Regions from separate parts of the Homo sapiens genome. Here region 2 is linked to region 1. A link is a contact called in ENCODE Hi-C or POLR2A ChIA-PET data. All regions are on one chromosome and are shown on one strand. The core of a region is the stretch at or near the end of the contact, and the rest is flanking DNA. Distances in the headings are between cores, read along the strand shown.

Region 1 (3,876 bases), core at 372-2,871:
ATAAAAAATAAAATTAGCCAGGTGTGGTGGTGTGCGCCTGTGGTCCCAGCTACTCAGGAGGCTGAGGTGGAAGGATTGCTTAAGCCTGGGAGGTTGAGACTGCAGTGAGCTATGATTGTACCACTGCACTCCATCCTGGGCGACAGAGTGACACTCTGTCTTTAAAAAAAAAAAAAAAAACTTGCCATCAGCTCATAGATAACCAGCTTTCAAGTATATTTTAAAAATTCGGCTGGGAGCAGTGGTTCACACCTGTAATCCCATCACTTTGGGAGGCTGAGGCAGATGGATCACTTGAGGCCAGGAGTTCAAGACCAACTTGGTCAACATGGAGAAACTTCGTCTCTACTAAAAATACAAAAATTAGCTGGGCGCGGTGGCACATGCCTGTAATCTCATCTACTTGGGAGGCTGAGGCACTAGAATTACTTGAACCTGGGAACTGGAGGTTGCAGTGAGCCAGAATCGAGCCACTACACTCCAGCCTGGGCGATAGAGCAAGACTCTGTGTTAAGAAAAAAAAGTCCGGGTGCGGTGGCTCACACCTGCAATCCCAGCACTTTGGAAGGCCGAGGCGGGTGGATCACGAGGTCAGGAGATCAAGACCATCCTGGCTAACATGTGAAACCCCGTCTCTACTAAAAATACAAAAAATTAGCCGGGCGTGGTGGCGAGCGCCTGTAGTTCCAGCTACTCGGGCGGCTGAGGCAGGACAATGGCTTGAACCCGGGAAACGGAGCTTGCAGTGAGCCGAGATTGCGCCACTGCACTCCAGCCTGGGCGACAGAGCGAGACTCCGTCTCAAAAAACAAACAAACAAAAAATCTGTTTTCTTTTGGTCCCCAAAAAGCAAGCCGATTTTCCACTCATCTTTAAGCTTTGATACTTCCTCCAAGAGATTTTTTATTGTGTACCTTACTTCCTTGAAAAGGTTTCATTGTTTTGGGTTTCTCTTCATTGTCTGATTAAACACTTAAACAATGTTCTTTTATAATTTATCTTCATCTGTCGTTCAGTTATGTGTTGTCTTCCTCCGCCGCCCCGCACAGGAAAGTGAACTCCCTAGAAGAAAATGGCTCCCCAAAATTATATGCTCCGAACTCCTCCTGACAAACAGACAGGTTTTCAGGCAGAGGGACCACTAGACCTCCGTGAAGGCTCAGGAAGCGCGGGGCCCTGCCGCTTTGCCCGGAGGGAACCTGGTGGGCGGCCTGCATCACACCCCCATCCCACTCCAGCCCCTTGGGGGCTTCCCATTCTAGACACCCTAGTGCCAGAGCGTTAGAGTCGCCAGGTCCTGCTGGGCCTTGATCCTCTCTGTGGTCTGTTATCCTGGCTATCTTTTGGGCTCCATTTCTAGCTGTTTCGTGGGTTTCACAGAGAAAGTTTCTTGGTAGGAAGGATGGGAGCCCAGGAGTGTCCAGTGGGAGGCATGACTTTGGTATTAGTGACATTGCCCGGAAACAGTGCGTTTGAAGCCGCTGTCCCTGCTCTCTGCAGGCTCCCCGCTCTCTGTGGTGCCCCCGGGGAGTGGCAAGAAGCGGCATCCATCATCTCCCTCGGCCCAGCCCGGGCCTACGGCGTTCACCGGAGCCTCAGCCCCGCCCCCTCCAACTGACTCAGCCCGCCCCGCGCCCAGATGGCCAATCACTGGCTTAGCTCCTAATGCGCCACAAAGGCACTGGCAGTCTGGCCCCGCCCCAGCCCAGGACGCGCTGTTGCCATGGTGACGGTAAACCGGCTTGGTCTGAGTAGCCAAGCTCGCGTGTGAGACCCCTGCACAGACACTCAAGGGGCAGGTGAGGGGCGGAGGGGCCACGGTTGCGAGAAAAGAGGCCCTCCAAAGCCCCCGCAGCCCTCCTTGTTGGTTAGTGAAGATTTTGGCCCCACCTCGCGTCTCTTCACCGCTTCTGTCATCTTCCCGGATTCCTTCAGCGTCTACCTTGGTCTCTTGGGGCCTTCGCTCCTTGACCGCGAAAACAAAGTCGCTTCTTTCCTAAAAGTCTTCCTTTCTTCCTCAAAGTAATCATTCTTCAGGTATCTTGAGCAAAGTGCACAGAGAGCCGAGCCTCCTGAAGGCCGCTCCCTTTGTCAGGGATTGGAGTAGGGTTGGGCCAACTTGGCAGTTCCGCCCAATTCTGACTGGCAGGACCAGAAACCAAGGACTCTCTGTCTGTGGTATGGGCAAGTGGCCTTGGTAAATGACGTGGGGAGCTGCGGAGGCATCCATGACTTTCTTCCTTTTTTTCCTTTCTTTCCTTTCCTTCCTTTCCTTCCTTCCCTCCCTCCCTCTCTCTTTCTTTCTTTTTCTTCATTTATTTCTTTTTTTTTTTGATACGGAGTTTTGCTCTGTCGTCCAGGCTGGAGTGCAATGGTGCGATCTCGGCTCACTGCAACTTTTGCCTCCCGGGTTCAAATCATTCTCCTGCCTCAGCTTCCTAAGTAGCTGGGATTACAGGTGCGTGCCACCAAGCCCAGCTAATTTTTGTATTTTTTAGTAGAGATGGGGTTTTGCCGCGTTGGCCAGACTGGTCTTGAACTCCTGACCTCAGCTGATCTGCCCGCCTTGGCCTCCCAAAGTGCTGGGATTACAGGCATGAGCCACCATGCCTGGCCAACACCCTGTTGTTTAAGCCACTTTGGCCAGGATTTCCTGTACTTGAACCTGGAAGCATCCTTTATAATATGCCATCCTTATGATAACACCTCTGTCCCACTGTGAACACCCATGAGACTCTAGACCTCAGTATTACCAGTCACTGCACCCTCTCCGAATCTCCAGGTCAGCCATCTCCCTCCCATACCCTGCCCAGCCTTCCGGTGGACCTCACCATCTCTTTGAAGGCCTTTCCTCACTTGGCTTGAGACAGCATTCCCTGGTCTTCAGCCTTTCTCAGGGGGCCTCCCTGGGTCTCACTTTCTCACCTTTGTGGTGGCAGTGGTGCAGCCTCCATCCAGCCTTGGACCCTTCTTTTGATCTCTTCACCCTCCTTAAATGAAGGTATCGAGCCATGATTTTTAAATTTCATCTGCATGCTGACTCCCCAAGCCACTGTCTCCAGCTTGTTTTTATAGACACAGGCTCAAGCAGCCAACTGCCTCACACACATCATGCTTGGATGCTGTATTAGTCCGTTCTCACACTGCTGAAGAAAGGCCTGAGACTGGGTAATTTATAAACAAAAGAGGTTTAATTGGCTCACAGTTCTGCAGGCTGTACAGGAAGCATGGCAGCATCTGCTTCTGGGGAGGCCTCAGGGAGCTTTCACTCATGGCAGAAGGCAGAGCGGGAGCAGGTGTCTCACATGGCAGGACCAGGAGCAAGACAGGGAATGGGGAGATGCCCCACACTTTCAAACAGTCGGATCCCTCCCGAACTCACTCACTAAGAGGAGAACAGTGCCGAGGGGATGGTGCTGACCCATTCATGAGAACTCCGCCCCCATGATCAAATTACCTCCCGCCAGGCCCCACCTCCAACACTGGGGATTACAATTGAACAGGAGATTTGGGTGGCGACACAGATCCAAACCATATCAGATATCTAATGCCCATTTCAAATTGAGCATGTTCGAAATAGAATTACTGATGTCTCATGTGTCCGTGTGAAGAGACCACCAAACAGGCTTTGTGTGAGCAACAAGGCTGTTTATTTCACCTGTGTGCAGGCGGGCTGAGTCTGAAAAGAGTCAGCAAAGGGTGGTGGGATTATCATTAGTTCTTATAAGTTTGGGGATAGGCAGTGGAGTTAGAAGCAATGTTTTGTGGGCAGGGGGTGGATCTCGAAAAGTACGTTCTCAAGGGTGGGGAGAATTACAAAGAACCTTCTTAAGGGTGGGGGAGATTATAAAGAACCTTCTTAAGGGTGGGGGAGAT
Region 2 (3,807 bases), core at 91-2,590, 98 kb before region 1:
CCTGGCTAATTTTAAAATTTTTGTAGAGACAGGGTCTCGCTTATGCCGCCAAGGTTGGTCTTGAACTGCTAGGCTCAATCGATGCTCCCGCCTTGGCTTCACAAAGTGCTGGGATTACAGGCGTGAGCCACCAAGCCCAGCTAACTCATAGTCTTTAATACAATTTTTTCCCAGCATCTATAAAATGGTCATTCAGGAGAGTGTAGAAACAGCTTCTCTGATGAGTGGATTGCTCATCATATTCTGATAGTAGTCACTGGAATTAATATTGGTAAGAAGCAGTTGAGACCTGTAAGAGCAAAGAGAGACGATTTATTTCAAGAGGGTGCCCAGATGACCTGCAAACAAGTTTGCTCCAATGAGGCCCCTGAATTTGGAGAAGCAATGAAGGAAGGAGAAAGGGCTAAAATAACATAGTCGGTTGTTCCAATATTCCAAACGGGAAAAATGGAAGAAACCACTGATAACATTTTGAAGTACATCCTTCCAGAACTTTTTAATGTATATTAAAGTATACATTATATATTTAATCACTATACCCTAATCCATCATTCTAGGGAAATGTACACGGGATCACTATAAAAGTTCTAGATTATCTCTCTCAGCCCAGCCCCAAGTCTTCCCGAAGGCAGAAAAGTTGACCACTTGTCCGATAGTAGGTTAACCTCTGCTGCGGGTGTTAGGATGGCAGTAAGAACTCAGGCTTGTCTCTAAGCACCCAGTTATTGAAGCATGGAGTACATGGTACAATTCCTTATCTCTGTTAGTGGACTCCTGTATCTATCAGGGTTAAAGAGAGAAACCACCAGTCACGTGTATGTGCGATGTGTTTCAGGGATCTGAGTTACGCAACCGCGGGAGTGGAGGGCTGCAGGAACATGCTGGAACGCACCTCGGGTCTCATGTTCTCCGCACCTCTGACCTCGGCAGCGAGGACGTCCCGCAGAGGGAGGGGACCCTTCACAGAGCTGCACACGCCTGGCCCCGGAAAGGCGAAAGGAGGAGCCAAAAGAGGCTCTCGGCCGGGCGCGGTGGCTCATGCCTGCAGTCTCAGCACTTTGGGAGGCCCAGGCGGGCGGATCGCTTGAGCCCCGGAGTTCGGCAGCAGCCTAGCCAACATGGCGAGACCCACGTCTCTACTAAAAATACAAAAAAATGTAGCCGGGAGTGGTGGCGCCCGCTGGTGGTCCCAGCTACCGAGCGGCTGAGGCGAGAGGAGGCTGAGGCTGCAGTGAGCGGTGATCACGCCACTGCACTCCAGCCTGAGCCACAGAGCCAGACTAGGTCTCAAGAAAAAAACAGAGGCGAGTGGCAGCCGCTCTCCGCAGAGCCTGGGAGTCCGCGTCCCGCCCCGCGCAGCAGGCGCGCCCGGCACCCGCCCCGCCGCCGGCAGCGCTGGAAGGGCGCTCTGGGCCACGTGGTCCTGCGGCCGCCCCGCCTGCTCCGGGTGGGCCTCAGGCGGCCTGCCCCTGGAGGATCCCGCGTTGGGCGGGCTCAGTGTTTCCTGATACCAGGCGGCTGTGAGGCAACTTAAGTTTTCTGAGGAAACTTTGGTTTCTTTTTCTTTGTCCGCAAAAGACGTCAGCCCTAACCCTTGTTTCTCATTTTTCGCGGGTCTCTCTCATTGCCTTCACACACCAGTTTTAACCACAGTTAAACTGGGAAGGAGCTGAGCACGGTGGTGGCACGCGCCTGTGGTCCCAGCTACTTGGGAGGCTGAGGACGGAGAGATCGCTTGAGCCCGGGAGGTCGAGGCTGCAGTGAGCCGGGATCGCACCACTGCACTCCATCCTGGGCTATACAGCAAGACCCTTCAACAAAAAATAATTTAAAAAAACAAGGCTGGGCGCGGTAGCACACTCCTGTGATCCCAGCACTTTGGAAAACGGAGACAGACGGATTGCTTGAGCCCAGGAGTTCAAGATCAGCCTGGGCAACATAGCGAGACGCGTCTCTATAAAAAGAAAAATACAAATATTAGCGGGGCGTGCTGGCGAGAGCCTGTGGTCCCAGCTACTCTGGAGGCAGAGATGAGAGGATCGCTTGAGCTCAGGAGGCAGAGGTTGTAGTGAGACCAGACTGCGCGCCATTGCACTCCAGCCCGGGCGAAAAAGTGAGACCCTGTCTCCAAAAAGTAAAAAAAAAAAAATTTAAAAGGGGAATGGTAGGGGGAAAGGAAGGATAAGGAGAGATTTGCTAAAGGATATACATAAGTACAGCTATCTGGTTTTCTATGCCATAGGATGACTTTGGTTCACCATAATAGTTTCAAATAGCTAGGAGAAAAATATTGAATGTTCCCAACAGGAAGAAATGATAAATATTTGAGATGATGGATGTTAATTATCCTGATCACTATACGTTATATGTATCAAAACATCACTATGTACCCCATGAATATGTACAATTATTTGTCAATTAAAAATTATTTTAGGCCAGGTGCAGTGGCTCACGCCTGTAATCCCAGCACTTTGGGAGGCTGAGGTGGGCGGATCACGAGGTCAGGAGATCGAGACCATCCTGGCCAACACGGTGAAACCCCGTCTCTACTAAAAATACAAAAAATTAGCCGAGCGTGGTGGTGGGCGCCTATAATCCCAGCCACTCGGGAGGCTGAGGCAGGAGAATGGCGTGACCCCTGAAGGCGGAGCTTGCAGTGAGCTGAGATCGTGCCACTGCACTCCAGCCTGGGCAATACAGCAAGACTCTGTCTTAAAAAAAATTATTTTAAAAAGATCAACTGATCTTTATGAACTATCTTTTTTCCCCACTCTCTGTTGTTGGAGGGAAGAAAACTTCAAAGTCAACATTATTAAGAACCATTATGATGAAGATTTTATAAAAAGCTCAGATTTGGCCAGGCACGGTGGCTCATGCCTGTAATCCCAGCACTTTGGGGGTCTGAGGCAGGTGGATCACTTGAGGTCAGGAGTTTGAGACCAGCCTGGCCAACCAATGGTGGAACCCCATCTTTACTAACAATACAAGGATTAGTTGGGCTTGGTGGCACATGCTTGTAATCCTAGCTACTTGGGAGATTGAGGCGGGAGAATTGCTTAAATCTAGGAGGTGGAGGCTGCAGTGAGCCAAGATCGAGCCACTGCACTCCAGCCTGGGTAACAGAGCCAGACTCTGTCTCAAACACAAAAACACAAACAAAACAGTTTACCTTGGGTGAGGTATGGTGAGATTAGATGCAGCACAGGAGTTACAAACCAGTTTTACAGTTTTTGTTTTTGTTTTTTGTTTGAGACAGTCTTTTACTCCGTCACCCAGGCTGGAGAGTAGTGGAGCTCCAGCCTCCCAGAGGAGGTTGCTCCTCCACCTCCCGGTTTCAAGCGATTCTCCCTCCTCAGCCTCCCGAGTACCTGGGACTACAGGCGTGCGCGCCACTATGCCCAGCTAATTTTTGTATTTTTAGTAGAGCCAGGGTTTCACCATGTTGGCCAGGCTGGTCTTGAACTCTTGGCCTCAAGTGATTGCCTGCTTCTGCCTCCCAAAGTGCTGGGATTACAAGCGTGAGCCACCACGTTGGCCCAAGTTTTAGTTTTGTACTCTCATTTCCCTGGGGCTTCACACAAGGCCACTCAGCAGGAGCAGAAGGGGTCACTAGGCAGAGGGAGTGAGGGGGGAACTGCAGAAGAGCCTTTGTTGTGGTTTTTGCAGGAAGAGAAGGGTTAGGCAAGGCCAACAGGTTTGGGATTGGCTAATTTGAGTAATTTCCGGGGGCTCAGGGGCATGGGGCTGGCCCTAGTTGTCTGGTAACTGGCCCTGGAGTGATTACGGTGTATAATGGTCCCGAGTGTT

The links. Hi-C counts contacts between places; a loop is a spot of excess contacts on that map. ChIA-PET counts read pairs that join two places held with the same protein, here RNA polymerase II (POLR2A). Pooled maps may share reads with other maps.
Region 2: a loop to region 1 is called in a pooled map, with 3 times the contacts of the local background. The contact joins the promoter of LINC02916 here to the promoter of LINC02633 in region 1. A Hi-C loop is called at or near these places in 3 of 50 pooled maps. POLR2A ChIA-PET finds 5 or more read pairs at or near these places in 7 of 52 experiments (BJ, HEK293, K562 and 3 more).

The regions. Positions count from the first base shown.
Region 1 is chr10:43,320,739-43,324,614 of GRCh38, reverse strand. LINC02633 (long intergenic non-protein coding RNA 2633) reads right to left here and starts at 1,621. Exons shown (of 2, transcript XR_945901.3): 1 at 915-1,621. All of the region lies in intron 2 of LOC105378271 (a long non-coding RNA gene), which reads right to left.
Region 2 is chr10:43,418,152-43,421,958 of GRCh38, reverse strand. LINC02916 (long intergenic non-protein coding RNA 2916) reads right to left here and starts at 1,340. Exons shown (of 2, transcript NR_186397.1): 1 at 893-1,340; 2 at 1-289. RefSeq lists enhancers at 1,108-1,187, 545-1,281 and a silencer at 1,278-1,537.